Linked DNA regions of Homo sapiens: region 1 is linked to region 2. A link is a loop called in an ENCODE intact Hi-C map of the cell type or tissue named here. Cell type or tissue: IMR-90. All regions are shown on one strand. Each heading gives the region's core, and the rest is flanking DNA. Links, peaks and the distances in the headings are about the cores only. Region 1 has its middle 46 kb from the start of MIR6720. Region 2 holds the start of LOC124901236 (a long non-coding RNA gene).

Region 1 (15,648 bases), core at 3,165-11,164, 530 kb before region 2:
ACTCCCAGCTAATTTTTGTATTTTTGGTAGAGACGGGGTTTCACCGTGTTGGCCAGGCTGGTCTCGAACTCCTGACCTCAAGTGATCTGCCTGCTTCGGCCTGCCAAAGTGCTGGGGAAAATGACTTTGTAACACAATAAAATAAGCATGTTGAAAACTAAATTGGTAAAAATATTTGCAACTCACATACTAAAATATAAATTTCCTTATTAAACAAAGAACTCAAAAGTAAAAAAATAAAAATCCAAATTTGGAAAGACCATGAATTGACAATTTATAAATTAATCGATAAACACCTCATGAATGATTGAAGAAACAATAGAAACAGCAGTTAGCTTTGTTTGTGTTATCAGATTGATCAAAAGCAAAGGAACTGGTAAAGTCTACTAGCAGCAGGATTTAGGAAATGGTAACTCTCATGAGCAATTAGTAGCAGTATAAAGTTGCACAGCCTTTGGGGAGGGCACTATGCATGCTTTGTTTCCCCTAAGAAAATAATAATATAATTGAAAAAATATAGACACTTAAGGATACTTGTTTGTAGTGGCAAAACTTTTTGCTGTAAGTTTTGTGAGCCTTGAAAACTCTAGTGCTCTCTGGGACCTCCAGGTGGGGACTATAATACACAGAAGCTTCTCAAAATTATTGACCAGAGGAACCCTCAATGGGTCACCCATAGGTCATAAAGAGGGGACTGGAAGAATAGTCACTAAAATGTTAATGAAGGCCACGTCTGAGGTGGTGAGATTTTTATTGTTTGTTCTCTTCTGTATTGCTTGAATTCTTTAAGCAATGAACATTTATAATTTTGATAAAGAATAATCAATTTGTTTTCAAAAGGAAGAAAAAGGATCCCATCTATAAAAGGAGAGTAACCTGAAACCTCACTGCAAAGCAAACCCTTCCATAAGTCAGAATGATGTAAAGACAAGAGCCTGGTGTATATAGTAGACACTCAAAATCTTCGAGTGAAACAAAGATCAAGGGGTTCAGAGTTAAAAGATAAACTTTTGTCTGGGCACAGGGGCTGCAGCACTTTGGGAGGCCAAAGTGAGAGAATCACTTGAGCCCAGGAGTTTGAGACCAACCTGGAGAACAACGTGAGAGCCTGTCTCTACAAAAACACACAAAAATTAGCTGGGCATGGTGGTGCATGCCTGTAGTTCCAGCCACTTGGGAGGCTGAGGCGGGAGGACCACTTGAGACCAGGAGGTCCAGGCTGCAGTGAGCCAAGATTGTGCCACTGCACTCCAGCCTGGGCAACAGAGCAAGACCTTGTCTCAAAAACAAATAAATAAATCAAGACAAAGTTTCGAGCCCTCGCTGTTGCTTATACGCTTTAGCACTGGACACATTATTTAACCTCCCTAAGCCTCAGTTTTCTCATCTGTAAAATGGAGATAATGGTATCTATCTTGCTTCACTCACCATAAGTGGCTGTTAAAATGAGCATCAGTATAAAATTACTTTGCTTAAATCCTTGAAATAATTCTAGGAATGGTTACCTTGGGCACCCTGAAGAATCTGAGGCTCAGAGAGAATAACTTTCTCCTCAGTCACATGGACACTAAGTGATGAAACCGACATATAAATTGAACAGACAGAACTAAGCCTCCTCCGAGAGTTACGTGCACCTATGCATACATACATTTTAGAGCTCTGCTACTCAAACTGTGTTCTGCTGACCAGTAGAATCAGAACCACTTGAGAAACACAGTTTCTAGGGCCTGACCTAATGAAACTGATTGTGTACCTTTAGAAGATCCCCAAGTGATTCTGTTACCGAAACGCCAGGGGTGTGGTCCAGGTCTTATTGCTTGTTGCTCAGAAAGCCATTCACTGAGATGAGTTTTGCCAGGGAAGAAGGCTTTAACTGGGTGCTGCAGCTGAGGAGATGGGAGATCTGTCTCAAACCTGTCTCCTTGCTTGACTAAAATTGGGGAGTTTATATAGCGAGGAAGGAGTGTAAAACAGAATTAGGGAGGGGTGAGGAAATGATATGGTTTGCTGTGTTGCCACCCAAATCTCATCTTGAATTGTAGTTCCCATCATCCCTATGTGTTATTGGAGGGATCTGGTAGGAGGTAATTGAGTCATGGGGGCAGTTACCCCAGTGCTGCTGTTCTCATGGTAGTGAGTGAGTCCTCACGATCTCTGATGGTTTTATGAGGGACTTTTCCCTTTTGCTCATTCTTCTCCTTCCTGCCACCATGTGACGAAGGACGTGTTGGCTCCGCCTTCTGCCTGAGGCCTCCCCAGCCATGCTGAACTGTAAGCCAATGAAATCTCTTTCCTTTACAAGTGACCCAGTGTCGAGCATGTCCTTATAGCAGTGTGAGAACAGATTAATACAGGAAGCAATCATGAATGAGCGGACTGGCATCTTCTCTGGATGTGGTGATCTGATGAGTTTCAGCTCCTTTCCTGAGGAAGCAACTCAGATGAGACAAATGTAAGTTTCAAGTTTTAAGATCAGGAGGGTCAATTTCTATGTTTATTCAAAAAATTGTCCCAATTCTATGGGACAGTTGGGCTGGTTTTAATTTGTGTGCACGTCCAAGTGTGAGAGGCATGGTTTTATGGGACATGGTCTAATCTCCAGTACAGTCAGGGCTTCTGCATCTATGGATTCCACCAACTGCAGATTGAAAATTTTCAGAAAATAAATTCTGCAAAGTTCCAAAACCAAAGTTTGAATTTGCTGCGCATTGAGTACTACATTGAATCTACGTGACTGAAGTGACGTGTAGGCATTGTATTAAGTATTGTAAGTAACCCAGAGAGGAGTTAAAGTCCACGGTTCTATGCAAATGCCATGCCATTGTCTATCAGCAACTGGAGGATTCACAGGTTTTGGCATCTGCTGGGGTCCTGAAACCAACCTCCCTGTGGGTAGCAAGGGAAAACTATACATATACATCTCTGTGATAACGAATAGGACTTTTCCATCATTGGTAAGAGCCAGGGTCCTGAAACCAACCTCCCTGTGGATAGCAAGGGAAAACTATACATATACATCTCTGTGATAACGAATAGGACTTTTCCATCATTGGTAAGAGCCAGGGTCCTGAAACCAACCTCCCTGTGGATAGCAAGGGAAAACTATACATATACATTTCTGTGATAATGAATAGGACTTTTCCATCATTGGTAAGAGCCAGGGTCCTGAAACCAACCTCCCTGTGGATAGCAAGGGAAAACTATACATATACATCTCTGTGATAACGAATAGGACTTTTCCATCATTGGTAAGATGACTAACTATTAGTTTCTAATCTGAACTGTTGCTACAAATTGTCCTCGGGAAAATGAAGTTATTTAACTTTAACTTAGCATTTCCCAAATGCTCCTTTTCCACAACAGCAATTAACATAAATGAACAGAAGTAAAGAATTAACTCCGCAGAACACACTTTGAGGAAGATCCATCTACATAACATGTGGGACCCAGTGTGTCAAACAAAAATGTAAGGCCCTTTGTTCAAAAACTATTGGCCAGTTGCAGTGGCTCACGCCTGTCATCTCAGCACTTTGGGAGGCCAAGGCGGGTGGATCATGAGGTCAGGAGTTCGAGACCAGCCTGGCCAACATGGTGAAACCCCGTCTCTACTAAAAATACAAAAATTAGCCAGGTGTGGTGGCGGGCACCTGTAATCCCAGCTACTTGGGAGACTGAGGCAGGAGAATGGCTTGAGCCAAGGAGATGGAGGTTGCGGTGAGCCGAGATCGCGCCATTGCACTCCAACCTGGGCGACAGAGGAAGACTCCATCTCAAAAATAAAATAAAATAATAGAAATAAAATAAAATTATTAAGCACTTTGAGACAGTAACAGGAGAGCATTAAATGGAATTTGGGGGCGGAGGGCTTCTAAACTTGGGCCTTATGTGACTGAATGGGTGTTGCCCTCCTGAAGCTGGCCCTGCATTGGGGAATGTTTACAATTATAAAGAATTGTGACTGGGAAATCCAAACCAGCAGAACTGTGGGATAGAGCCAGATTGGTCACTTCCAAAGCCTTGCTATATTTTTTACAACTTCACATTCTTGCCAGAGGTTAGAGCCTTGAACTCGTAGTCCAGAGGATGGCGATGTCCATCATCCGCCAGTGTCCCCTTGGGCCCTTTTGTAGTCCTTTCCTCTCACCCCTCCCTGCTCCAGTCCCCTCCTCCAAACTTTCTCTCTCTGAAGATTGGTTCTCATTTTCTAAAATTTCATAAAAGTAGAACCAGGCAGTATGATTCTTTTGGGTCAGGCTTCTTCTGCCCAGCAAATTATTTGAAGATGTGGCTCTGTGGCATGTGGCATGTATTCAATAATTCATTGCTCTTTTTTTTTTTTTTTTTGAGTCTCACTCTGTCACCCAGGTGTAAGTACAATGGTGTGATCTCGGCTCACTGCAACCTCTGCCTCCCGGGTTTAAGTGACTCTCCCGCTTCAGCCTCCCAAGTAGCTGGGATTACAGGCACCCACCATCATGCCCAGACAATTTTTGTAAAGATGAGGTTTTACCATGTTGGCCAAGCTGGTCTTGAACTCCTGACTTCAGGTGATCCACCCTCCTTGGCCTCGAAAAGTGCTGGGATTAGAGGCATGAGCCACCGTGCCCAGCCCAGTTCATTGCTTTTTATTGCTGAGTGGTGTCCCATTGAATGGATGCTACTCAATGCATTTATCCTTGAGATTGTGTTTCCACATCTACCCATTGATGGATATGTAAGTTGTTTCCAGTTTGGAGCTCTTACAAATGAAGCTGCTATGAGCCTTCCTGGGTAAGTCTTTGTGTGGTCACATATTTTCAGTTTTGGAGGGTAAAAAGTTAACAATGGACTGTCTGGGTGGGAAGGTGGGCGTATATTTGAATTTTAAAGAAACTGCCAACTCTTTTCTCGAGTGACGGCAGCATTTCTCATTTCCGTCACAGTGTCTGCGAAGTCCGGTTCCTCCGCCTCCTCGTCAACACTGGCTGTGGCCAGGCTATTTAGTTAGCCATTCTGAAAGGAGGGCGGTGGTCACTTACTGTGGCTTGAATTTGTATTTCTTTTTCTTTTTAATTTTATTTTTCATTGAGATAAAATATACACATAAAATTTATCATCTTTACCATTTTTAATTGTACAGCTCGGTGGTAATAATTCCATTTTAACTTGTATTTCTCTAGTGACCAAAGCTGTTGAACATCTTTTCAGTGTATATCTTTGGTCCATTTTTAAAAAATTGGGTTTTTAAAAAAATGATGAATGAGTTTGGAGAACACTTTATATATGCTGCAAGCAAGTCCTTTATCAGATACTCAATTCTCTGTGGATGAAGATTCCATCACAGGCCAGGTGCAGTGGATGCAGGAGTGAAGAAAACCAGCAAAAGTGCGTGCCTGGAGGGAACTTACTGGAATAAGAGGACGGGGTACATGTGGCGGGAAAGGTAAAGGTGGAGGGGTTAGGGGATCAGGCAGACGCTGCACACCAGAGGGCTGGGTACATGCAGGGTAAAGGCTGGGTGGGGGGAGCAGGTGGCTGCTCTGAGGCATGCAGGTGGGAGGCAGGGAGCCTGGCACACGGGGATAAGGGGCCCGGCCAGTGGGAAGTTTGCTGTAGCAGCCCAGGGAGGAGCAGGAGAAGGGAGGGAAGAGGGCAGAGAGGTGACGCCCAGAGGGCTGCAGTAGGGTGCTCCAGGGCAGCTCAGGCTAGTCCCCGTAGGTAAAACCAGGCCCCTAGGGTTCCCCTGAGTGAGACGGGAGGCCCCTGGAGGGGCCGAAGCCGGGACGAGAGGATGTGTAGCCACCGGAGGCTGGGAGACCTGGAGGAGGCTGCAGCCCTGACCCCGGCTTGGCCAGGGTGGTGGGCGTGCTGGAGAAGCATGTTTGGACAGAGGTCTGTTCTGATGGATCAGAGGTGGTGTGTGAGAGAAGGAGGTCACAGTGGAGCTCAGGGCTTTGGATCAGGGCCAGTGAGGGCTCGGGGTCGTGGTGCTCTGCGGGGTTGTGGGAGGATCAGGCTTTTGCATGGAAGATCAGGAGTTTAATTCTGGACGTGCTTCATCTAGGGTAATCTATGGGACAGGAACAGAGGTGCCAGGTAGGCAGGTGATTAAGGCGTTGGGGGAGAGCAACACGTTTGGGAGTGATTAGCATAGCGACTGTTTTGAAAGGCAGGAGCTGGGTGGGATGAGAGGAGAGAGGCTTGGTGCGCTCTAGTGCTTATTGATTAATGAGAGGAAACAGCAGGGGAGACCTGAGGGACGAGGAGCAAGCGAGGAGAGGTGAGTCCTGGAGGCCAGAAAGGAGGGGTCTCTAGGAGGGAGTTGCCGAGAGCCTGCATCAGGTGCCCTGAGAAATCAAAGGAGCTGAGGACTCAGAATGGAAAGGGGCGGAGGTGGGGTGGGGGTGGGGGTGGGGTGGGGGGACTGCCTTTTTATTTAGATGGGAGAAGTTGCCAGAATGTGTGTGTGTGTGTGTGTTGATGGGAATGGAGACCCGAAGGGCAGCCCCGGTGTGAGGCACCCAGCACGGCCCGAGCTCTGACACTGGCAGCCCCTGGGCTCTGAGATTCTTTCCAACCTGTGCTCATTTTTCCAGGCCCAAGACACCGTGCCAGAGACAGCACGAGAAACAATGAAGTCCTTCAGAGGCACAAACTCCCTGCCCAACTGAGATCACTGCCTCTCTCCACCTGCAGCCCCCACATGCGCGGTCCTAGACACCCAGGCCCACACTGCACCTAATGTCCTCACTTTCCCCCCGGGGATAGTTCTTACAATTTAAGGGGAAGATGGTTCTGGGGCCGGTGCAGACTGCGGGCTGCGTCTCCACCTGTTGCCCTGCAGCTTGCCGTGTGGCCAGGCCAGAGTGGATGCTCCAGAGCCTTTGCTGAGTGAATCCAAGACTTGCTTTAAAAACAGACTTTCTTCATTTAAGCTCTGATTTGGACAAATACATCCAAGAAACAGCACACTATCAAAACGAATTTCCACACAGCAATGTAAAAACACAGCACAGAAAAATGACAACAGCCTGAGGCCAGAACAAAGACTCCTAGAAACATCTTCATACAACTTAAAATTGGGAGGCTGGGTGCGGTGGCTCATGCCTGTAATCCTAGCACTTTGGGAGGCTGAGATGGAAGGATCTCTTGAGGCCAGGAGTTTGAGATCAGCCTGGTCAACATAGTGAGATCCACCCCATCTCTTAAAAAAACAATTTTAAATTAGGAAATAAGAGAAGTCGAACTTGCCATTTAATGGTGATGAGCATGGAGGGGATACTTTTCCTCGCAGACTGTTTCATTTTCTGGCTGTGATAAAGCCAACACTTGCTTTTTCTGATCACCAGGACGGGGGTGCTCTTGCAGTGCCCACGTCAGGGGGAGTTTTTGGTGTGAGACAGCGTCCAGACTCTTCACTGAAATTCAAGTGCTGAAAGGACTTTCTAAGCCTCAGAGGGAAGTGGAGATGAGATGAGAATCTGACTTTTGCCCCAGTATTTGGCTTGCAAAGATGGAATGTTCCTTTGTGGACTCTGAGAATGCTGTATTAATGTGGAGGTAGAGCTGTTAGGGCCAACGCTAAGAGCTCCCAGTAGAGGGACAGGCTCGCTTTAGAGAAACTCTGTGTCATATGAGTTTTGTCCATGAGATGGCGGTGTCGTATCATAAAAGAAACCTTCCCTTTTAACTATTGCTCTGAAAAACCCGGTAACAACTTTTTAAAAAAAGGCATCTTGCTCCCCCATATCCTGCCTCCCTTGTCTTCTAACCTGGAGTTTTGAGAGGCTCCTGGCTTTCTTCCAACGTTTACATTACACACGTTCTCTTGAATCTAGGTGTCTGCAAAGTATGTGTTCCCTACCATTAGGGCAATGCCTTCTCTGCTGCTGTTTTGTGTCTGAGGCTAATCTTGTCTATCTGCCCTCATGAACATAATTCTGGAGAGCGGGGGGCGGGCAGAGGCTCTGCTGTGGCGTCTAGAGCTGCAGACTTCTCTGCACCCTCCGGGCCCACTGGCGGAGGTGCCCAGATGCCATCAGAGTGAGTCTTTTAGTCCCAGCACCCCTCCAGGAGCTAAGGGGGACCTCTCCTTCCCCTCTCGGGAACAGGTCCACCCTGCAACCACAGATTGCTTTTTTCTTTATTTTTTATTGTGGCCACATAACATAAAATTTGGCATTTTAACCATTTTGAAGTGTGCAGTTTAGTGGCATTAAGTACATTCACACTCTTGTGCAACCATCACCACTACCCATCTCCAAAACTCTTTTCATTTTGTAAATAAATCTCTGCACTGATTAAAGACTAGCTCCCATTCCCCCTCTCCCCAGCCCCTGGCAATCCTTATTCTACTCTCCATCTCCATGAACCTGACTCCTCTGGATACCTCGTATGAGTGGAACCACACAGTATTTATCTGTTCTGAGACCGACTTGCTTTACTGAGCATGATGTTCTCAAGGTTCATCCATGCCGTTGCACGTCTCAGGATTTCCTTCCTTTCTAAAGTTGACTCACACTGCATTGTATGGATGGACGGCCTCTTGTTTGTCCAGTCATCTGCTGATGGACGCCAGGCTGGTTGCACTCCTTGACATTGTAAATAACACTCTTATAAACATGGGAGGCAAATATCTATCCAAGACCCTGCTGTGAATTCTTTTGTGGATGTCCCAGATGGAATTGCTAGGTCAGATGATAATTCTAGGTTACATTTTTTTTTTTTTGAGACAAGGTCTCACTCTGTCGCCCAGGCTGGAGTGCAGTAGTGTGATCTCGGCTCACTGCAACCTCCACCTTCCCAGCTCAAGCAATTCTCCTGCCTTAGCCTCACAAGCAGATGGGATTACAGGTGCATGCCACCACACCCAGCTAGTTTTGTATTTTTAGTAGAGATGGGGTTTCGCCATGTTGGACAGGCTGGTCTCCAACTCCTGACCTCAGGTGATCCGCCCGCTTCAGCCTCCCAAAGTGCTGGGATTACAGGCGTGAGCCACCATGGCCGGCCTCTAGGTTACCTTTTTTGAGTAATCACTGTATAGTTTTCCGCGGCAGCTGCCCAGGGGTTCCAGTTTCTCCACATCCTCACCATCACTGTTCAGTGCATCCTTTTAAGCATTGCTAGGCACATACACCCAGGCTAACATGGAAGAAGAGCTTCCCAGCAGCTTCTTACAGTTCCTGTTGATGTGTATTAATAGGATACCTGCCTTATATTTCCCAGACATTTGGAACATTATCCCTATTAATCAACTCTCCTTCCACTTCCCTCTTTACAACATGGTCATTTTAAATAAAACTACACCAAACTCCTTGTCAGGGAAGCATTATAGAGTTATTTAGTTTCATCTTTGAAAGAAGATGAGGCATAGGAAAGGAGTAACTTTCAAATGTTAACTTATTGATTCTCTAAGCAAAATGGTGAGGTGAGTTTCATAGTCCCAGGTTTTCAGATGAGGAGAAGGAAGTCCAGAGAGGTTAGTGCTCATGTGGGCAGGAGCAGGGGTGTGAATGAATCACAGAAGATTGGCATAGATAATGGTTCATCTATATTATCAGAAAAGCCAGGCTCTGAATTTTAAGTTTTGGGTTTTTTCCCCCTCATTATAAGAATTCTACGGGGCTGGGTGTGGTGGCTCATACCTGTAATCGTAGTGCTTTGGGAGGCTGAGGCAGGAGAATCGCTTCAGGACAGGAGTTCGAGACCAGTGTAGGCAAGATATTGAGACCCCCGATTTCTACATAAAAAAAAAAATTGCTGGGGGGAGGAGCCAAGATGGCCGAATAGGAACAGCTCCGGTCTACAGCTCCCAGCGTGAGCAACGCAGAAGATGGGTGATTTCTGCATTTCCATCTGAGGTACCAGGTTCATCTCACTAGGGAGTGCCAGACAGTGGGTGCAGGTCAGTGGGTGCACGCACCGTGCGCGAGCCGAAGCAGGGCGAGGCATTGCCTCACTTGGGAAGCGCAAGGGGTCAGGGAGTTCCCTTTCCTGGTCAAAGAAAGGGGTGAAAGACGGCACCTGGAAAATCAGGTCACTCCCACCCGAATACTGTGCTTTTCCGACGGGCTTAAAAAACGGCGCACCAGGAGATTATATCCCGCACATGGCTCGGAGGGTCCTGCGCCCACGGAGTCTTGCTGATTGCTAGCACAGCAGTCTGAGATCAAACTGCAAGGCGGCAGCGAGGCTGGGGGAGGGGCACCCGCCATTGCCCAGGCTTGCTTAGGTAAACAAAGCAGCCGGGAAGCTCGAACTGGGTGGAGCCCACCACAGCTCAAGGAGGCCTGCCTGCCTCTGTAGGCTCCACCTCTGGGGGCAGGTCACAGACAAACAAAAAGACAGCAGTAACCTATGCAGACTTAAATGTCCCTGTCTGACAGCTTTGAAGAGAGCAGTGGTTCTCCCAGCACGCAGCTGGAGATCTGAGAACTGGCAGACTGCCTCCTCAAGTGGATCCCTGACCCCTGACCCCCGAGCAGCCTAACTGGGAGGCACCCCCCAGTAGGGACAGACTGACACTTCACATGGCCGGGTACTCCTCTGAGACAAAACTTCCAGAGGAACGATCAGACAGCAGCATTCGCGGTTCACGAAAAACTGCTGTTCTACAAACACCGCTGCTGATACCCAGGCAAACAGGGTCTGTAGTGGACCTCTAGCAAACTCCAACAGACCCGCAGCTGAGGGTCCTGTCTGTTAGAAGGAAAAGTAACAAACAGAAAGGACATCCACACCAAAAACCCATCTGTACATCACCATCATCAAAGACCAAAAGTAGATAAAACCACAAAGATGGGGAAAAAACAGAGCAGAAAAGCTGGAAACTCTAAAAAGCAGAGCATCTCTCCTCCTCCAAAGGAACGCAGTTCCTCACCAGCAATGGAACAAAGCTGGACGGAGAATGACTTTGACGAGTTGAGAGAAGAAGGCTTCAGACGATCAAACTACGAGCTACAGGAGGAAATTCAAACCAAAGGCAAAGAAGTTAAAAACTTTGAAAAAAATTTAGACGAATGTATAACTAGAATAACCAATGCAGAGAAGTGCTTAAAGGAGCTGATGGAGCTGAAAGTCAAGGCTCGAGAACTACGTGAAGAATGCAGAAGCCTCAGGAGCCGATGCGATCAACTGGAAGAAAGGGTATCAGTGATGGAAAATGAAATGAAGCAAGAAGGGAAGTTTAGAGAAAAAAGAATAAAAAGAAATGAACAAAGCCTCCAAGAAATATGGGACTATGTGAAAAGACCAAATCTACGTCTGATTGGTGTACCTGAAAGTGACGGGGAGAATGGAACCAAGTTGGAAAACACTCTGCAGGATATAATCCAGGAGAACTTCCCCAACCTAGCAAGGCAAGCCAACATTCAAATTCAGGAAATACAGAGAATGCCACAAAGATACTCCTCAAAAAGAGCAACTCCAAGACACATAATTGTCAGATTCACCAAAGTTGAAATGAAGGAAAAAATGTTAAGGGCAGCCAGAGAGAAAGGTCGGGTTACCCACAAAGGGAAGCCCATCAGACTAACAGCGGATCTCTTGGCAGAAACTCTACAAGCCAGAAGAGAGTGGGGGCCAATATTCAACATTCTTAAAGAAAAGAATTTTCAACCCAGAATTTCATATCCAGCCAAACTAAGCTTCGTAAGTGAAGGAGAAATAAAATACTTTACAGACAAGCAAATGCTGAGAGATTTTGTCACCACCAGGCCTGCCCTAAAAGAGCTCCTGAAGGAAGCACTAAACATGGAAAGGAACAACCGGTACCAGCCGCTGCAAAATCATGCCAAAATGTAAAGACCATCGAGACTAGGAAGAAACTGCATCAGCTAACGAGCAAAATAACCAGCTAACATCATAATGACAGGATCAAATGCACACATAACAATATTAACTTTAAATGTAAATGGACTAAATGCTGCAATTAAAAGACACAGACTGGCAAATTGGATAAAGAGTCAAGACCCATCAGTGTGCTGTATTCAGGAAACCCATCTCACATGCAGAGACACACATAGGCTCAAAATAAAAGGATGGAGGAAGATCTACCAAGCAAATGGAAAACAAAAAAAGGCAGGGGTTGCAATCCTAGTCTCTGATAAAACAGACTTTAAACCAACAAAGATCAAAAGAGACAAAGAAGGCCATTACATAATGGTAAAGGGATCAATTCAACAAGAGGAGCTAACTATCCTAAATATATATGCACCCAATACAGGAGCACCCAGATTCATAAAGCAAGTCCTGAGTGACCTACAAAGAGACTTAGACTCCCACACATTAATAATGGGAGACTTTAACACCCCACTGTCAACATTAGACAGATCAACAAGACAGAAAGTCAACAAGGATACCCAGGAATTGAACTCAGCTCTGCACCAAGTGGACCTAATAGACATCTACAGAACTCTCCACCCCAAATCAACAGAATATACATTTTTTTCAGCACCACACCACGCCTATTCCAAAATTGACCACATAGTTGGAAGTAAAGCTCTCCTCAGCAAATGTAAAAGAACAGAAATTATAGCAAACTATCTCTCAGACCACAGTGCAATCAAACTAGAACTCAGGATTAAGAAACTCACTCAAAACCGCTCAACTACATGGAAACTGAACAACCTGCTCCTGAATGACTACTGGGTACATAACGAAATGAAGGCAGAAATAAAGATGTTCTTTGAAACCAATGAGAACAAAGACACAACATACCAGAATCTCTGGGACACATTCAAAGCAGTGTGTAGAGGGAAATTTATGGCACTAAATGCCCACAAGAGAAAGCAGGAAAGATCCAAAATTGACACCCTAAAATCACAATTAAAAGAACTAGAAAAGCAAGAGAAAACACATTCAAAAGCTAGCAGAAGGCAAGAGATAACTAAAATCAGAGCAGAACTGAAGGAAATAGAGACCCAAGAAACCCTTCAAAAAATTAATGAATCCAGGAGCTGGTTTTTTGAAAGGATCAACAAAATTGATAGACCGCTAACAAGACTAATAAAGAAAAAAAGAGAGAAGAATCAAATAGACGCAATAAAAACTGATAAAGGGGATATCACCACCGATCCCACAGAAATAGAAACTACCATCAGAGATTACTACAAACACCTCTACGCAAATAAACTAGAAAATCTAGAAGAAATGGATAAATTCCTCGACACATACACTCTCCCAAGACTAAACCAGGAAGAAGTTGAATCTCTGAATAGACCAATAACAGGATCTGAAATTGTGGCAATAATCAATAGCTTACCAACCAAAAAGAGTCCAGGACCAGATGGATTCACAGCCGAATTCTACCAGAGGTACAAGGAGGAACTGGCACCATTCCTTCTGAAACTATTCCAATCAATAGAAAAAGAGGGAATCCTCCCTAACTCATTTTATGAGGCCAGCATCATCCTGATACCAAAGCTGGGCAGAGACACAACCAAAAAAGAGAATTTTAGACCAATATCCTTGATGAACACTGATGCAAAAATCCTCAATAAAATACTGGCAAACCGAATCCAGCAGCACCTCAAAAACCTTATCCACCATGATCAAATGGGCTTCATCCTGGGATGCAAGGCTGGTTCAACATACTCAAATCAATAAATGTAATCCAGCATATAAACAGAACCAAAGACAAAAACCACGTGATTATCTCAATAGATGCAGAAAAGGCCTTTGACAAAATTCAACAACCCTTCATGCTAAAAACTCTCAATAAATTAGGTATTGATGGGATGTATCTCAAAATAATAAGAGCTATCTATGACAAACCCACAGCCAATATCATACTGAATGGGCCCAAACTGGAAGCATTCCCTTTGAAAACTGGCACAAGACAGGGATGCCCTCTCTCACCACTCCTATTCAACATAGTGTTGGAAGTTCTGGCCAGGGCAATTAGGCTGGAGAAGGAAATAAAGGGTATTCAATTAGGAAAAGAGGAAGTCAAATTGTCCCTGTTTGCAGCCGACATGACTGTATATCTAGAAAACCCCATTGTCTCAGCCCAAAATCTCCTTAAGCTGATAAGCAACTTCAGCAAAGTCTCAGGATACAAAATCAATGTACAAAAATCACAAGCATTCTTATACACCAATAGCAGACAGAAAGCCAAATCATGAGTGAACTCCCATTCACAATTGCTTCAAAGAGAATAAAATACCTAGGAATCCACCTTACAAGGGACGTGAAGGACCTCTTCAAGGAGAACTACAAACCACTGCTCAATGAAATAAAAGAGGATACAAAGAAATGGAAGAACATTCCATGATCATGGGTAGGAAGAATCAATATCATGAAAATGGCCATACTGCCCAAGGTAATTTATAGATTCAATGCCATCCCCATCAAGCTACCAATGACTTTCTTCACAGAATTGGAAAAAACTACTTTAAAGTTTATATGGAACCAAAAAAGAGCCCGCATCGCCAAGTCAATCCTAAGCCAAAAGAACAAAGTCGGAGGCATCACGCTACCTGACTTCAAACTATACTACAAGGCTACAGTAACCAAAACAGCATGGTACTGGTACCAAAACAGAGATATAGACCAATGGAACAGAACAGAGCCCTCAGAAATAATGCCGCATATCTACAACTATCTGATCTTTGACAAACCTGAGAAAAACAAGCAATGGGGAAAGGATTCCCTATTTAATAAATGGTGCTGGGAAAACTGGCTAGCCATATGTAAAAAGCTGAAACTGGATCCCTTCCTTACACCTTACACAAAAATCAATTCAAGATGGATTAAAGACTTAAATGTTAGACCTAAAACCATAAAAACCCTAGAAGAAAACCTAGGCATTACCATTCAGGACATAGGCATGGGCAAGGACTTCATGTCTAAAACACCAAAAGCAATGGCAACAAAAGCCAAAATTGACAAATGGGATCTAATTAAACTAAAGAGCTTCTGCACAGCAAAAGAAACTACCATCAGAGTGAACAGGCAACCCACAAAATGGGAGAAAATTTTCGCAACCTACTCATCTGACAAAGGGCTAATATCCCGAATCTACAATGAACTCCAACAAATTTACAAGAAAAAAACAAACAACCCCATCAAAAAGTGGGCAAAGGACATGAACAGACACTTCTCAAAAGAAGACATTTATGCAGCCAAAAAACACGTGAAAAAATGCTCACCATCACTGGCCATCAGAGAAATGCAAGTCAAAACCACAATGAGTTATCATCTCACACCAGTTAGAATGGCAATCATTAAAAAGTCAGGAAACAACAGGTGCTGGAGAGGATGTGGAGAAATAGGAACACTTTTACACTGTTGGTGGGACTGTAAACTAGTTCAACCATTGTGGAAGTCAGTGTGGTGATTCCTCAGGGATCTAGAACTAGAAATACCATTTGACCCAGCCATCCCATTACTGGGTATATACCCAAAGGACTATAAATCATGCTGCTATAAAGACACATGCACACATATGTTTATTGTGGCACTATTCACAATAGCAAAGACTTGGAACCAACCCAAATGTCCAACAACGATAGACTGGATTAAGAAAATGTGGCACATATACACCATGGAATACTATGCAGCCATAAAAAATGATGAGTTCATTTCCTTTGTAGGGACATGGATGAAATTGGAAATCATCATTCTCAGTAAACTGTCACAAGAACAAAAAACCAAACACCGCATATTCTC
Region 2 (15,648 bases), core at 2,673-10,672:
CGTTGTGTCTTTCCACCACTTCACTTTCCCCAGTTGACCTCCTGGCTTCTCCTGCAAGCCCATCCAAGATTTGTACAACGCATACCATTTCTCAAAATCTCCCATGTGCCAAAATATTCCAGTCTAATCTTCAATCATAATCATATTTTTAAATTCTAATCTCTGTTGAAAGCTAAAGGAAAGCATTCTGATTAACAAGCCCATGAGGCAGGAGTAAACTAGAACCACTGCATTTTCTTCACTTTCCCCTCATGCATTAAACTCTCTCTTCCCTTGGCGTCTGCCATGTGATCATTCTACTTGTGAAACCAACCCAATAATCCCATAGACAGGGTTTTTTTTAATAAACATGGAAATTGACCTTTCTAGTCTTAAAGTGTGACACTTACAATTGTTTTATCTGAGCTTCCCCTTCAGGAAAGGACCCCCAGGCCTCTCAGAAAGTAACAAAGGACTGAAACTCACCAGATCATGGCATCCAGACCATGAGACGACCAGGGCCCTCACTGATCATGATTGCTTTCCTACCCCTCCGGAGTTCCTGTTTTCCACACATTGTTAAATTTCTCTCCTGCTAGATAAGCCCCTAGTTTTAGTCAGTCAGGAGTTGGATTCGAGATGGACCATCCCCCATCTCCTCAGCTGCAGCACCCAACTAAAGCCTTCTTCCTTGGCAACATACCTCATCTCAGTGATAGACTTCTGTGAGGCCAGCAGCAGGATTTAGAACAAGCCCCTGGGGTTTCAATAACAATTGTTTTTACATTTTTTCTGCTTTTCCCTCCCTCCAACTGCTACTCTATTGTTTCTTTCACAAGCCTATTTCCCTTTACATGGCTGTTTAATGTTGTTCCTCAAGGCTGGGTCCTAGGCCTTCTTAGATGTGCCCACTGAGCTCCCTAATTTTCAGGCTATCTTTAAATCTGCTCTCCCCCTACCTGGAATGTATTTCCCTCTCCTCCTAACTTGGAGAATTTAACTCATCTTTAAGAATCAACTGAAGCATTGTCTCCCTCACAAGGCTTCCCTGATCAGCTTCTCCTGGGGGCAGTGCCTTTCTGGCTTTGGTGAGTGTCCCTGGAGTAGCCCCTGTGATCTGCTTCATTGTTTAGCTCTGATGAGCATGAGGACGTTGGCCATCCATCTCCTCCTCTTGACAGGGGCTGCATGGCCATCATGCTTGGCTCCCCAGTGCCCACCAGAGTTCCTGATGCAAAGTAGTCACATCAGTATTTACTGAAGAAAGGAACTTGGAAAGGTGGTAAACAGGAACTGATGCTTGGCACTTTCAGGCACATCATAGCCTCCTGGCAAACACTGTACAGTTGACCTTTGAATAACACAGGGGTCAGGAGTGCCACTGACCCGTGCTGTTGACTCCTCAAAAACTTAACTACTTATAGCCTGCTGTTGACTGAAACCTTCTCAACAACATAAACAGTGGTTTAACACATATTGTGTATGTTGTATGCATTATATCCTATATTCTCACAATGAAGTAAGTTAGGGAAAAGAAAATGTTATTAAGAAAATGATAAGGAAGGAAAGTATATTAATTATTCACAAAGTGGAAGTGGATTATCATAAAGGTCTTCATCCTTGTCTTCACATTGAGTAGGTTGAGAAGTGGGAGGAAGGAGGAGGGTTGGTTTTGCTGGCTTAGGCGTGGCAGAGGAAGAAGAAAATCTACATGTAAGTGGACACTCACAGCTCAAACTCATGTTGTTCAACGGTCAACTATACTTATAAAATACACAAGACCTGGGATATGAAGAGCCCAGAGAGGAAAATATATATCACAGTGGTCAATAAGAACATTTGTATAGGGCTTTGTAGTTAAAATTACTTTTCCTATCTTCTCCCCACAGTAATCTCATGAGGTAGACAGGGCACCATCATCTCCACTGGGCAGCTGTAGAAACCGTGACTCTGCGAGTTTAAGTGATTGACAGAAGGTTATAGGTTTATACATTCTAGGGGCGGACAAAGAACACAGGTTTTCCATGGTGATGTGGAACTTTTTCCATAATACCTTAGACGTGACTTCTTTTTCTGTATAATTTGATGAGAAAAGACCCAGAAGTGGTAGTTTCTAACTTATCAATATATAGCAACCTAATATGTGTCTCCTAGAACTGTACATCTTTACCTATACTACAGAGAAAGCCACACCAGACAGAAACTTAGTTAAAACTCTTCTTGTATTTGCTGTATAACTCATTTATGACTCTGAAACCCTGTAATACTATTGTGTTCAGAATTGGTTCCTCCCAGTGGGTTCTTGGTCTGGCTGACTTAAGTAATGAAGGCCCAGGCCCCTCACAGTGAGTGTTACAGCTCTTAAAGGTGGCACGTCTGGACTTGTTTGTTCCTCTGGGTGGGTTCGCGGTCTCACTGACTTCAGGAGGAAAGCTGCAGACCTTCGCAGTGTTACGGCTCTTAAAGGTAGTGTAGACCCAAAGAGTGAGCAGCAACAATGAAGAGCGAAAAAACAAACCTTCCGCAGCCGAGAAGGGGACCTGAACAGGTTGCTGCTGCTGGCTTGGATGGCCAGCTTTTATTTCCTTATTTGGCCCTGCCTATGTCCTGCTGATTGATCAATCTTACAGAGTGCTGACTGGTCCATTTTTACAGAGTCCTGATTGGTGCATTTAGAAACCTTTACCTAGACACAGAGCACTGATTGGTGCGTTTACAATCCTTTAGCTAGAAAGAGAAGTTCTCCAAGTCCCCACCCGACCCAGAAGCCCAGCCGCTTCATATCTCACTATCAGCTGTGATCATAAGCTTACCTAGAAAGGTGGGGGCTTGGGCTGGGCGCAGTGGCTCACATGTGTAATCCCAGAACTTTGAGAGGCTGAGGTGGGTGGATCACAAAATCAAGAGTTCGAGACCAGCCTGACCAACATGGTGAAACCCCATCTCTACTAAAAATACAAAAATTAGCTGGACGTGGTGGCAGGTGCCTTTAATCCCAGCTACTCAGGAGGCTGAGGCAGGAGAATCACTTGAATCCAGGAGGTGGAGGTTGCAGTGAGGTGAGATTGCGCCATTGCACTCCAGTGCTCCAGCCTGGGTAACAGAGCAAGACACCGTCTCAAAAAAAAAAAAAAAATGTGGGGGCTTGATATGAGGTGCTCAGATCTGGTCACCTTCCAGGGGTGCAGGTGGCCAAGGGGCAGCAGGACATGGCTAGGGGTGGGACACAATCAAATCAGAGATGTTTCCTATACTTGAATGGTCTCTCATACATCTCACTGCAGTGCTGTCTCCTTGGTGCAGAGTACACACAGGAAAATCTTTTGAGGCTACATCACTTGGTTGGACTGGAGCATGGCTACGAAGAAAACTATTGGGGCCAATCCCCAACCTCTAAACTTCACAGATTTATTTTTCCATCAAACTATTGACATACGGCAACATTGAGAACTTCAGCATCATCGAAACCTCCGCCAGGTGTCTTGCAGAGCCGTCACAGTTCACATCAGCATACTGCACAAACAAAAAAGACTTGAAGAATGAGGGAATTGAATACACAGCGTTCTCGAGCCTGAGAGATATGCTGGGAGAAGATCTATGAAAACAGATTCGGTGCTGCATACACACTGTGCCCATCACAGCCTCCAGAGATGATGCTGGCTGGTAGGTGCCAAGCATGGGACTCTGCACTCACTTGTACTCATAGACGCTAATGGATACTTTCAATTTAAATCTAGAATTGTCTTTTCATTTCGAGAGTAAACATGAAAAAGAATGGTTTCAAGACAGCGAGCCTGCCATGAAATAGTTACTGTGTCTTATAATTTGATGTTATTGAATTTAATGAAAAGTCCAGAAAGACAGCACAATTGATGTCAACATGCTGAAGCTTGAGGTCAGGAACCATGAAACCCTTCTGTGGGTCCATCAAAGATGGGAAGCCAAAATCTTCCAATGATGTGGAGACCATGGATTGCTCACCCACAGAGTCCCCTACAGAGGGGCTTTTAGGAGGTCACCAGTAAGACCAGGAACTTTTTCTCATAATTGAACAGAATTTGTGTGCTTCTAGTCACTCATTTGTTAATTTATAATGAATTATTACGGAACATGTCAGGCATGATACTTGGCAAAATAAATACTACAACCAATGTTGGGAGGCCGAGGTGGATGGATCATGAGGTCAGGAGATTGAGACCATCCTGGCTAACACAGTGAAACCCTGTCTCTACTAAAAATACAAAAAAATTAGCCAGGCGTGGTGGCATGCACCTGTAACCCCAGGTACTCGGGAGGCTGAGGCAGGAGAATCGCTTGGACCCAGGAGGCGGAGGTTGCAGTGAGCCTGAGATTGTGCCACTGCACTCCAGCCTGGGCGACAGAGTGAGACTCTGTCTCAAAAAAAAAAAAGAAATATTACAACCAACAATGCATGGCCCCTGCCTTAGCTCAGGGTGGGTGTGATGATGGCTTTTTGGCTGACAGGGCCAAAGGAGCCCTGACCACAGACCAGGCAGGGGTGGGGTTCCCAGTGCAGAGCCCCGACCCTAAGGCTGCCAGCAGCCATCTCTGCAGAAGGGACTAGAAGCTGCTTCCTGCATGCACAGGTTGGTGAAGCAGTGGGAAGCTCCTGTTGCTTGCACCTCTGGCTCTAGTGACCGCATGAAGGAGGTGCCAGCAAGCACGAGTCCACATCAGGAGCCCAGAGGCCAGGATGGGAAGGGGGTGTACAGTGGTGGTTAGTGCCCGGGCTCTCAAGTCAGCACCTGCGTTCCCATCTCAGCCCTCCCATTTATTATTAATAGTTGGGAGACTTTGGACAACTGGATACTCTTTCCTGAATCTTAGTTGTTCCAGCTATGAAACAGTCTAAGCCTGGTACGTGCCTCCTGAGTCTATGCAAACTGCAAGGGATCGTGTATGGAAAGCATCAGCACAGCACCTGGCCATGACACAGTTTCCCTGGGTTCATCCTAACGGTGGCCCCCCACTGGGGCTCCCTGCCACAGTGCCCCCATCCCGGGGCTCCCCCCAACAGGACCTTTGCATGGCCTGAGCTTGGCTTCAGCTTGCTGAATTATAACTCGTTAGTTCACATGTCTGCCTCCTGCCTATTCCAAGAACAGCTCCCACCTGGAACAGCAGCTTGTGTGTATCTGTATTCCTAGCACATACCATCTATTCCCAACACATAGTAAATATGCAATAAACATTTTTGAGTCAAATACTTGTGTTACGAAGGAAAGTTATGAGTCATAAAGTTTTCTTAGATTTTGATAAAACCAGGGGGCTAACATAAGATAAGGAAATGTCAAGTCTGCAATGTTGAGTATTTTCTCTTCCATACCTTCATTATTACCCCAGTTCTGACCACGTGGGCCAGGAGACACAAAAGGACTTGCTCCTGTTTTTCTTTTAGGTAAATCATTTCTCATACTTTCTCAGTGAGTCTGTGATAATAGAGACAACAGTGATGTCAGAATATTCTGGAAGGACGGAAAGCATGGCCCGGTTTCAGCTTGGGATGCTGATATCATTCTGGGGTTTTTCCAGCACATTCATCAATAAAGACCCATGCAAATTAGAATCCTGGAACAGCATGACAAAGTCAGTCCTAAAATCCTGCAGGTGCTTCTGATGCCGGCAGGAGGTGGGGGCGGGGGAGGGGGGCGCGGGGGGTGGGGAGCGGGGGAAGGAGCCTGACGGAGGAGGTAGCAGCGACCTGGATCTCGAACCACTGCTGTCCTCTTGTGGCCTGGCAGATGATGTGCTTCTGCTCACCAACTCAGTTCAGTCAGAAACTGGAGCTTCCAGGGCCACCCTCGTCATGCTCCAAAAGCTGCAGTGGAAATTGAGTTTATTTTTCCAAAGAATGCATAATAAGAAAGAACTCTCTGCTTAATGCATTGCCCAGGATGAGTGTGACCTACTGCAACTGGGTTATGAAAAGACAAAAATAACTGTGCCTGTCAGGAAAGAAGGCTGCATTCTGAAGTGGAATTTACCCAGACCCTTGGTCCTGGTAGAAGGGTAGTATTCTTTCACTGAGGTGTGGACACCTTGGCGTCAACATCACGGTGGGACAGAGGGCACCCCAGCTGATGTGACACGAGGGGTCCTGTCTCAGCCTCAGGACCGAATGGTAGCAAGGAGCTGGATATGACAAATCTCTCCCCTTCTAAACTCAGGACTTCAGAGCAGTCAGTATGTTAGGCTATTTCACCAGAAATCATTATCTTTGTTCTATAAGTCCCTCATTTTGAGCAGCATCAAAATACACTTTGTCATTTTTGTCATTTGGCTCATTTGTTTAGTTAACAAATGTGCACTTAGCACTCACCATGAGCCAGCCATCTCAAGGGTCCCACAGACACTCATCCCTGTCCTGGGGCTCACCTTGTTAAACTCTCTCTCTCTCTCTTTCTCTCTCTCTGTGTCTGTCTGCCCCCCATTTCTACCCACCCCATGACCACACACACTTGGATGCCTAGGTTTTTGTGTGAGGCTCACATGACAACTCATTAGCTGCTAGTTGAGTTGGCTGCTGCAAAGTTCTCCACAGGGACGCCCAGAGCACATTTCTGCCCAGATCAGACTGAAATCCATGTGGACACCAGGAATAAATGACTGGTATATAGAAAGCTTTCTACATCTCAAAGATTCTCTACTTCAGGCATGCACAGGAAGAGGTCCTCTCAGCCTCTCAGGATGCAAAGCAGGAGCCCGGGTTTCTCTGGAGAAAGGAAAGGGGCTGTTCCACAGAGTAGCCCTAAGGATGCCCCGATCAGGCCTTCCTAGGGGTGGCAAAGAGTCCTCCAGGCTGTTACCTACTGAGAGCTAGAGATGCTGTCTGCTGGAACCTTCCTTTCTGTCCAGTGTTTTCTTGCATCTACCTTCGGATTAACAAAATAGTAAATGCTGGATGTAGAACACCGTGCAATGTTTGGAGTTTTCTAATCCAGCTAGTGTAGTTGCCCAAGGCTGGGTCTGCTGGTCTGTGTGGCTGTGGCCCCAGGGGACGCCAAGCCCCAGCTGCAGGTCCAGGCCCTACTGGGACGAACATGAGGAAGGAAAGACCAACAGAAGTGCCCCTGTCCTCCCATACCCCATGGGAGTACTGCTGTGAGGGCTGCATGACAGGTGCCAGAGCAAGGGTGGCTTTTCCGGGGCTCTTCACGCTGGAGGGCTTACTTTCTCACTCACAGCTCCTCTGCGCATTCATTTGAGTAACATTTCAATGTGGAGCTCAGTGTCCCAAGGAGCTGTCTGCCTGGGGCCCCTCACCTGTCTGTAGGGGGCCCCTCACCTGTCTGTAGATGGCCCCGAGAAGAGCATGCAAAGTGAGGAGAATGAGTGGGATGGTTGAACAGGTACATCAGTCCCATTCTGCATCCCTGATCCTTCATCAGAGGAAGCAGCGCATCATCCTGAAGGAAAAGTCAGGCTGACCTCAGATCGAATCCAGCTCTGCCATTCAGCTGTGTTAATCAACCTACTGACCCTATTTCCTCATCTGTAAAATGGGTGCAAGAATATAAACCTCACAGGATGGTCATGAGACTTAAGTGAGCTTATATAAAGTGTCTAGGACAGTTTCTGGAACATAGAAATTAATAAATGGGAATAGTTGTGTACATTGCATTTTTGCCTAAAAGGAATGGGAAACCTTTAGGGCCAATGAAGGAGAACAGGGGAACACCATGTCCACTTTCCCAAAAAAGTGCATCTCAGGATACAGTGAGACCACCAGCTAAAGCGTGCAAAGCAGAATTCAATAGATGACCACTGAGGTCCGACAGGCCTGACTTCTTCCACACACTCAGTGTATCAGACTGGATGAAAGAAGGAAATAGGGGCCTCTGTGAGCACATCAGAAGTTATCCTTGCAAAAGTGAAGAAAGGTGAGCCGCACGATCCTGTCTGTGGCGCATTGGAGGAAGCCTGATTGACTGTCTTTATAGGAGCACACGGGGGCCTCACAGGAGCTGAGGGACAGCATGGGATGTGAGGGGCTCTGAGTGAGAAGACCGTTGATGACATGATGTCAGGGGCTCTGAGGGAGAAGGGGCCCATGAGATGATGTGAGGGGCTCTGAGCTGAGAAGACCGTTGATGACATGATGTCAGGGGCTCTGAGGGAGAAGGGGCCCATGAGATGATGTGAGGGGCTCAGAGCTGAGAAGACCGTTGATGAGATGATGTCAGGGGCTCTGAGGGAGAAGGGGCCCATGAGATGATGTGAGGGGCTCTGAGCTGAGAAGACCGTTGATGACATGATGTCAGGGGCTCTGAGGGAGAAGGGGCCCATGAGATGATGTGAGGGGCTCTGAGCTGAGAAGACCGTTGATGACATGATGTCAGGGGCTCTGAGGGAGAAGGGGCCCATGAGATGATGTGAGGGGCTCTGAGCTGAGAAGACCGTTGATGACATGATGTCAGGGGCTCTGAGGGAGAAGGGGCCCATGAGATGATGTGAGGGGCTCTGAGCTGAGAAGACCGTTGATGACATGATGTCAGGGGCTCTGAGGGAGAAGGGGCCCATGAGATGATGTGAGGGGCTCTGAGCTGAGAAGACCGTTGATGACATGATGTCAGGGGCTCTGAGGGAGAAGGGGCCCATGAGATGATGTGAGGGGCTCAGAGCTGAGAAGACCGTTGATGAGATGATGTCAGGGGCTCTGAGGGAGAAGGGGCCCATGAGATGATGTGAGGGGCTCTGAGCTGAGAAGACCGTTGATGACATGATGTCAGGGGCTCTGAGGGAGAAGGGGCCCATGAGATGATGTGAGGGGCTCTGAGCTGAGAAGACCGTTGATGACATGATGTCAGGGGCTCTGAGGGAGAAGGGGCCCATGAGATGATGTGAGGGGCTCTGAGCTGAGAAGACCGTTGATGACATGATGTCAGGGGCTCTGAGGGAGAAGGGGCCCATGAGATGATGTGAGGGGCTCAGAGCTGAGAAGACCGTTGATGAGATGATGTCAGGGGCTCTGAGGGAGAAGGGGCCCATGAGATGATGTGAGGGGCTCTGAGCTGAGAAGACCGTTGATGACATGATGTCAGGGGCTCTGAGGGAGAAGGGGCCCATGAGATGATGTGAGGGGCTCTGAGCTGAGAAGACCGTTGATGACATGATGTCAGGGGCTCTGAGGGAGAAGGGGCCCATGAGATGATGTGAGGGGCTCAGAGCTGAGAAGACCGTTGATGACATGATGTCAGGGGCTCTGAGGGAGAAGGGGCCCATGAGATGATGTGAGGGGCTCAGAGCTGAGAAGACCGTTGATGAGATGATGTAAGGGGCTCTGAGCTGAGAAAGGCGCCCATGAGATGATGTGAGGGGCTCTGAGGTGAGAAGACCATCGATGACATGATGTGAGGGGCTCAGAGCTGAGAAGGGTGCCCGTGAGATGATGTGAGGGGCTCTGAGGTGAGAAGACCATCGATGACATGATGTGAGGGGCTCAGAGCTGAGAAGGGTGCCCGTGAGATGATGTGAGGGGCTCTGAGGTGAGAAGACCATCGATGACATGATGTGAGGGGCTCAGAGCTGAGAAGGGTGCCCGTGAGATGATGTGAGGGGCTCTGAGCTGAGAAGACCATCAATGAGATGATGTGAGGGGCTCAGAGCTGAGAAGGGTGCCCGTGAGATGATGTGAGTTGCTCTGAGTGAGAAGGGTGCCCATAAGATGATGTGAGGGGCTCTGAGTGAGAAGGGCACCCATGAGATGATGTGAGGGGTGGCCAGTGACAAGGGCATTGATGAGCTGAGTGGCGTTTACTCCAGCTGTCATGTGGCCCTCCACAGCAGCCGAACTCCTTGTAGGTAATAGCACTTGTAGGAAGTAATTTGGGAAATCTCACCTTTATCCCTTCTTTCCATAGTCTGCTACTGACCACCCAAATTACTTTGAGGGGAACATGGTTGTAACCCCACCGTTTTGGTCCATTTGGGCTATAATAACACTATACCTTAGCATGAGTGACTTATAACAACAAAAATTTGATTCTGGTCGTTCTGCATTCTGGAAGTCCAAGATCAAGGCAGTTTTGGTATCTGGTGAGGAACTGTTCTTCCTAGACAGTGCTTTCTCACTGTGTCCCCACATGGCAGAGAAAGGACACTTGCTCTCTGGGGGCTCCTATAAGGACACGAACCCTATTCACGCGGGCTCTACTTTCATGACCTCATCTAACCCAAATTACTTCCAACAGACCCCCATCTCCTAATTCCATCATGTAAGGGGGTAGGGTTTCAACAGACACATTTGAGGCTTTTGAACATTCAGTTAATAACACCCACAAAAGGCTTTCTTAAGGTTCAAGAACATTCATCTTCTTTAACTTATCTGGTCTCTCAGGCAATGCTACATCACTATTCCAGAGAGACTTCTGTTTGAGAAGGCCACCCGACCATAGAAATTATAGTCATGCATCCATTGATGATAGAGATACTTTCTGAAAATTGACTTAGTTTGCCCTACCCTTGAAGAATATCAAGGTTTTATGAAACAGACCGTGGCTAAACAGCCAAAGGGAGTCCTTACATTGTAACCTGCCACTCCTCAACAGGTGGATTCTGTCCCTGGAGAAGGGACTCCACCTTGCACAAGATTTGAGCTCACAGATTCGCACTCTGGCTTGACTTAGCAGATGCACGTATAAAGCTGCACTGTCAGGATCTTGCTAGAGGAGATCAGGGATGCCACTTTTCCAGGCTGCAGTGGGGATGGCAGTCAGACCCTTACTGTGCATTGATCGGGGCTGCAGCACTCACATTTGAGTGATGATGCGGTAGTCAGGTTATCTCCAAATCTGATCCACATTCACAAAGAGGAGCAGCTTAGATGCCACGAGTATTACTACCAATAACATCTTATGCCAATAGAAAAGCTTATTAGAGACTTTTCTTATCCTTATTTTCATATTGATCTTTAAACTGCCCAGTGAAGGAAGTGAAACAAATTTTTTTTTCCCTTTTGCAAAGGTCTGGAGAGATGGAGTGATCTGTCCAGATCTGGGGAAGTAATGAGTAGGCTCAGGGAGAGAGATGGTGAAAAATCACTGCCCTGCTAGTCTCTTGGGTGAGTGAGATTGGGTGAAACAGGTTTTTATGGTAGAAAGCACAATGTAAATAGTAAGATTTTTATGGTTAATTAAGCATTTCAAATAAATCAGGACACTCAGAGAAACATTTTCCATTGCCCCAAATACCAATAGATGTGTTTGTGTTTGTTTTGTTTTAATTCATTTCTGGCTTCTTTAAGAGATATTTAAGGTGGAAGGAAAATACAACTTCATCCTCAGTTTTCAAAACTCTGCAGGTTTATATTAATATAATGAATAGAAAAAAGCTGGAGAAATGGATAAATGGTCTTCAAAGAAAGATGAAGATGCCATAAAAATGGTCCTGTTCCCAACAGTTGTCACCGTGGACGCGGGCTGCAGGGAGGCCCGGACGCCCATCCCAGGTTTCGGCCTCACCCTCAGGCTGATGCAGCGTGCCCAGCGGGGAGCAGCAGGACGGGATCTCCTTGCTGGCGTGCCTGCATCCAGCTGTTTACTGCACGTTAATCCTGAATCTGGGGGGCCATCTGTTTGAAAGATGCTATTCCAAGGTGGCCCCCTTGTGTGGCGGCCCAGGGATGGTGACTCAAGGCTTTGGTTCGGGCAGATCTGAAGGACCTATCGGTTATTTTGTCTACACAGAAGGAAGGTTACAATAAGCTGATGTCATTGTGACGGCCATTGGTCTGTTCCCGTCCGAAAGAATTCATTTTCAGCAGTGGGGGGTATCTGTTAGTTCTTTGTTTATCTTGCAGCTGAATTCTCAGCCAGGTCCATGGAATTTTGAGTCACCAACTTGTGTGCAATAATCCAGAGGATTAAAGAATTCTTTTTTTCTTCTTGATACAAAAAGGTATTTTTTTTAAATTCACAGAGGAGAAACATAATTTAATTTTTGAATATTTTCTTTAACATTTTCAAATACATGTGAAAGAGAGAGGGCTTGGCTGGCTTCAACAATTGAAACAAATGCAGCATCTCTCATATTAAAAGTGTTACATAAAATGTAAGCACAATACTACAAATGCTAATGTAATTTATTCTAATTGAGGAATTACTCTGATTCACTATAACTGTGTATAACTATATATAAATTAATGGTATTTTTAAAAGAGTGTGGTAAAAAGATATATAAATAGGAAACACTAGAAATGATAATATGATATTTATTTAATGACTATTTGATGTGTCGGAACATTTTGATTCTGAATAAATATGAGTTTAGTGTATCAGTAATATATAAATATAGCATCATCAAATATAGCAAAACTAATATAATTCAAATATAATATATAATTATATACAATTATATATTTTATATATAATATATAATTATATTATATACAATTATATATTTTATATATAATATATAATTATATTATATACAATTATATATTTTATATATAATATATAATTATAAATGTATATTATAAGAAATAATTATATATCATTATATGGTATATAATATAATAATTATATAATAACATAATTATAATTCAAATATAGTTCAAATTAAATATAGTCAAATTAATACTTTGATAACAAACTAATTAAAAATAAAAACAAGTCTCAGAGGCTTAAAATACAAAAGAATATTTCTCTGCCACGTTTGGTGAGCAGAATCAATTACTACCTTAATAGCATTATATTTATTAATAAAGAGCCTAAATAATTTTCTTTCATTTTAGAATTACTATTGCATTTCAACTTTCTTATTCAGAAACAATAAATTAGCATGGCAGAGATGGCTAATTGCCTCCTGGTTTGGGGGCATTGGTCTGAACATTTTCCATTTTCTTAATAACAAGACCCCAATTTTATTAACATTTATTTATTAAGGGCTAAGCATGACTGTGTGCTCAGCTACATTTCCTGCCTCTCTTGCAGTTCACAGTGGCCACATGATACAGTTCTGGTCAAGTGAGACTTCTGGGAAAGCCTTTACAAGTGAACAGATTTGTCTAGATTGTCCCTTTTGCCCTTTGCCATAGTCTTTCTTTGAGCCAGGAATGTGGATGTGATGGCTTGAGTGCCAGTAGCCATCTTGCACACATGACACAAAAGCTCACACCCTGTGGACTATGGATGGCTACAAAATCCCTAGAAAGGAGATTTAGAATGAACTAGAGTCCCTAATAACATCTATTGCTTATTTTCTTGTTAGTGAGACATGAACATGTATCTTCTATGAACAACTGTTATGGAATTTTCTGTTAAATACAGCCAAACGCAATTTCCACATGATACAATTAAGACAAGGAATAAACTACTAAGATGATAAAAAAAACATTGTGTTCTTCTTGTATATTTCTTGTTCATGATTATTAAATATTTTCTGAAAATCTTGGATTGCTGAAGGAGAAGCCTCAAAATGAAATTTAACCTTCCATTGTGGGCCAGTGTCCTCTACATTTAGTCTTTTTTCATACTTTTTATGAAATATGTACCACTTACAAAGGAAAATCTGATAGATGATAGGTAGATAGACAAATGATATGTAGGTAGATAGGTAGATAAATAAATAGATGATAGATAAATTATAGATTGATGATAGATGATTGATAGATTGATAGATGATAGATAATAAACAGATAAATGGTAGATGATAGAGAGAGAGAGATAGATGATAGATAGATAAATGATAGATGATAGATGATAGATAGATAATAGATAGATAATACATAATAAATAGATAATAGATAATAGGTAGATAATAGATAGATAGATAGATAATAGATAACAGATAATAGATAATAGATAGATAGATAATAGATGATAGATAGATAATAGATAACAGATAGATAGATAATAGATAGATAATAGAAAGCAGATAGATAGATAATAGATAGATAATAGATAATAGATAACAGATAGATCGATAATAGATAGGGAATAGATAATAGCTATATAGATAGATAATAGATAGATAATAGATAATAGCAGAAAGATAGATAGATAATAGACAATAGATAGATAGATAATAGATAATAGATAGATAATTGATAATAGATAGATAATAGATAAATAGATATTAGATAGATAGATATAGATAGATAATAGATCGATAGATATATAGATGGATAATAGATAGATAATAGATAATAGGTTGTAGACACCTTGGTTCCTTCAGGGCTCCTCCACTATCCTATTCTACTCCATGTCTTCCCGAAGTCGCCATTATCATGGATTTTATGTTTATCATTTTCTTGATATTCTTTTTATGTATGTGTTCTTAAGCAATATTGTTTAGTTTTGCATATATTTTATACAGATGAGATTATGCTGTTTGTATTCTTGTGTAACTTCTTTTTCACCCAACATCGTGTTTCTGAAGCTCATCCACATCGATCTATTTGGCTATAATTGATTGATTTTTCACTGCCATGTAGCGTTCGAAAGTATGAGTATACCAAATATATTTATCCACTCTCTAAACACATTTGAGTTGTCATGTCCAGTTTGGGGTTTTTACAAAGAATATTGCTATGACCATTCTTAAAATGTCTCCTGGAGCACATGTATGAGATTCTACCTGGTGTAAATATTTAGAGAGAGAGTTGCTATGTTGCAGAATTGTCACTGGACTCTGGAAAATTATTTTACAAATGAATTTGTCCCAATTTACACTTCCACCAGCATCACAGAAGACTTTCTGTTGTTCCATATGCTCATCGATAAGTATTCACTCTGCCAAGTGCAGCCTGCCAGGAGTGGGGAAAAGGCTGCCTTGGAACATAGGCCCAGCTGCAGCGTCCATGAGACTACAGTCATTGATGCACTCAGGCCACTTGTCAATCGAGCTTATCAAATCCAATCCACTGATTGGTCTTTCACTAAGGAGTCATGAAAGAAAAATGTGGAAAAGAATTTAATGTAGTGCAAAGAGCCAAGTACTGAACCACAAGTCGCATATTCAAGTTCCCGGTTAATTTATTTTCTTGGGTCTAATTTCCTCGACCTGCTCAATAAGGATGTCACACTTGGATGACTTCTGATCACCCCTGGTGGGGGTCTTCAGCTCTGAAATCTTAAAATACCTTACTTCTATTTTACAAAGCAGAAGAGAGGCTTATATTTGACAAACTGTGAGACTCACTAAGTTTCTGAAAATTTTTTACCACATAATCCCTTAATTTAGACTCTGAATTCTTCCAACTACTGGTTTAAAAATAATAATAACTTTTGCTTGAACTTGGCGACAGGCTTAAATTAAAACTTGTACTTAGTGGTGACTTGGTCATAAACCATTGCTTTATGCTGGAAACACTCAGCTTGCTAACTTATGTTGGGCTTTTTTTTTTTTTTTTACAGAGTCTCACTCTGTCACCCAGGCTGGAGTGCAGTGGCGTGATCTCAGCTCACTGCAACCTCCGCCTCCTGAGTTCAAGTGATTCTCCTGCCTCAGCCTCCTGAGTAGCTGGGATTACAGGTGCACACCATCACGCCTGGCTAATTTTTGTATTTTTAGTAGAGATGGGGTTTCCCCCATGTTAGCCAGGATGGTCTCAAACTCCTGAACTCAGGTGATCTGCCCACCTCGGCCTCCCAGAGTGCTGGTACTTACAATTCAATACAGTTCCATGTTTGCAGGGCTGAATCATTACTT

Evidence for each region. Hi-C counts contacts between places; a loop is a spot of excess contacts. Peaks named below come from ENCODE experiments on the same cell type or tissue, not always from the same donor. Only the 100,000 strongest peaks of a DNase experiment are listed, where the experiment ranks them.
Region 1: a loop joins it to region 2, with 8 times the contacts of the local background. A loop is called at or near these places in 2 of 110 quality-filtered maps.

What each region holds. Positions count from the first base shown.
Region 1 is chr6:1,428,844-1,444,491 of GRCh38, reverse strand. No RefSeq gene overlaps it. Among named protein-coding and RNA genes, the nearest start is that of MIR6720, 46 kb to the right of the region's middle. RefSeq lists enhancers at 6,221-7,185, 10,063-10,733. In IMR-90, for the core only: a CTCF peak has its summit at 7,627 (motif pointing right); a DNase peak (open chromatin) is centred at 7,631; H3K27me3 peaks cover 2,016 bases.
Region 2 is chr6:903,128-918,775 of GRCh38, reverse strand. LOC124901236 (a long non-coding RNA gene) reads right to left here and starts at 7,395. Exons shown (of 4, transcript XR_007059393.1): 1 at 7,286-7,395; 2 at 5,702-5,818; 3 at 5,327-5,429; 4 at 3,353-3,492. In IMR-90, for the core only: a CTCF peak has its summit at 5,743 (motif pointing left); no DNase peak of the experiment used is centred there; H3K27me3 peaks cover 1,365 bases.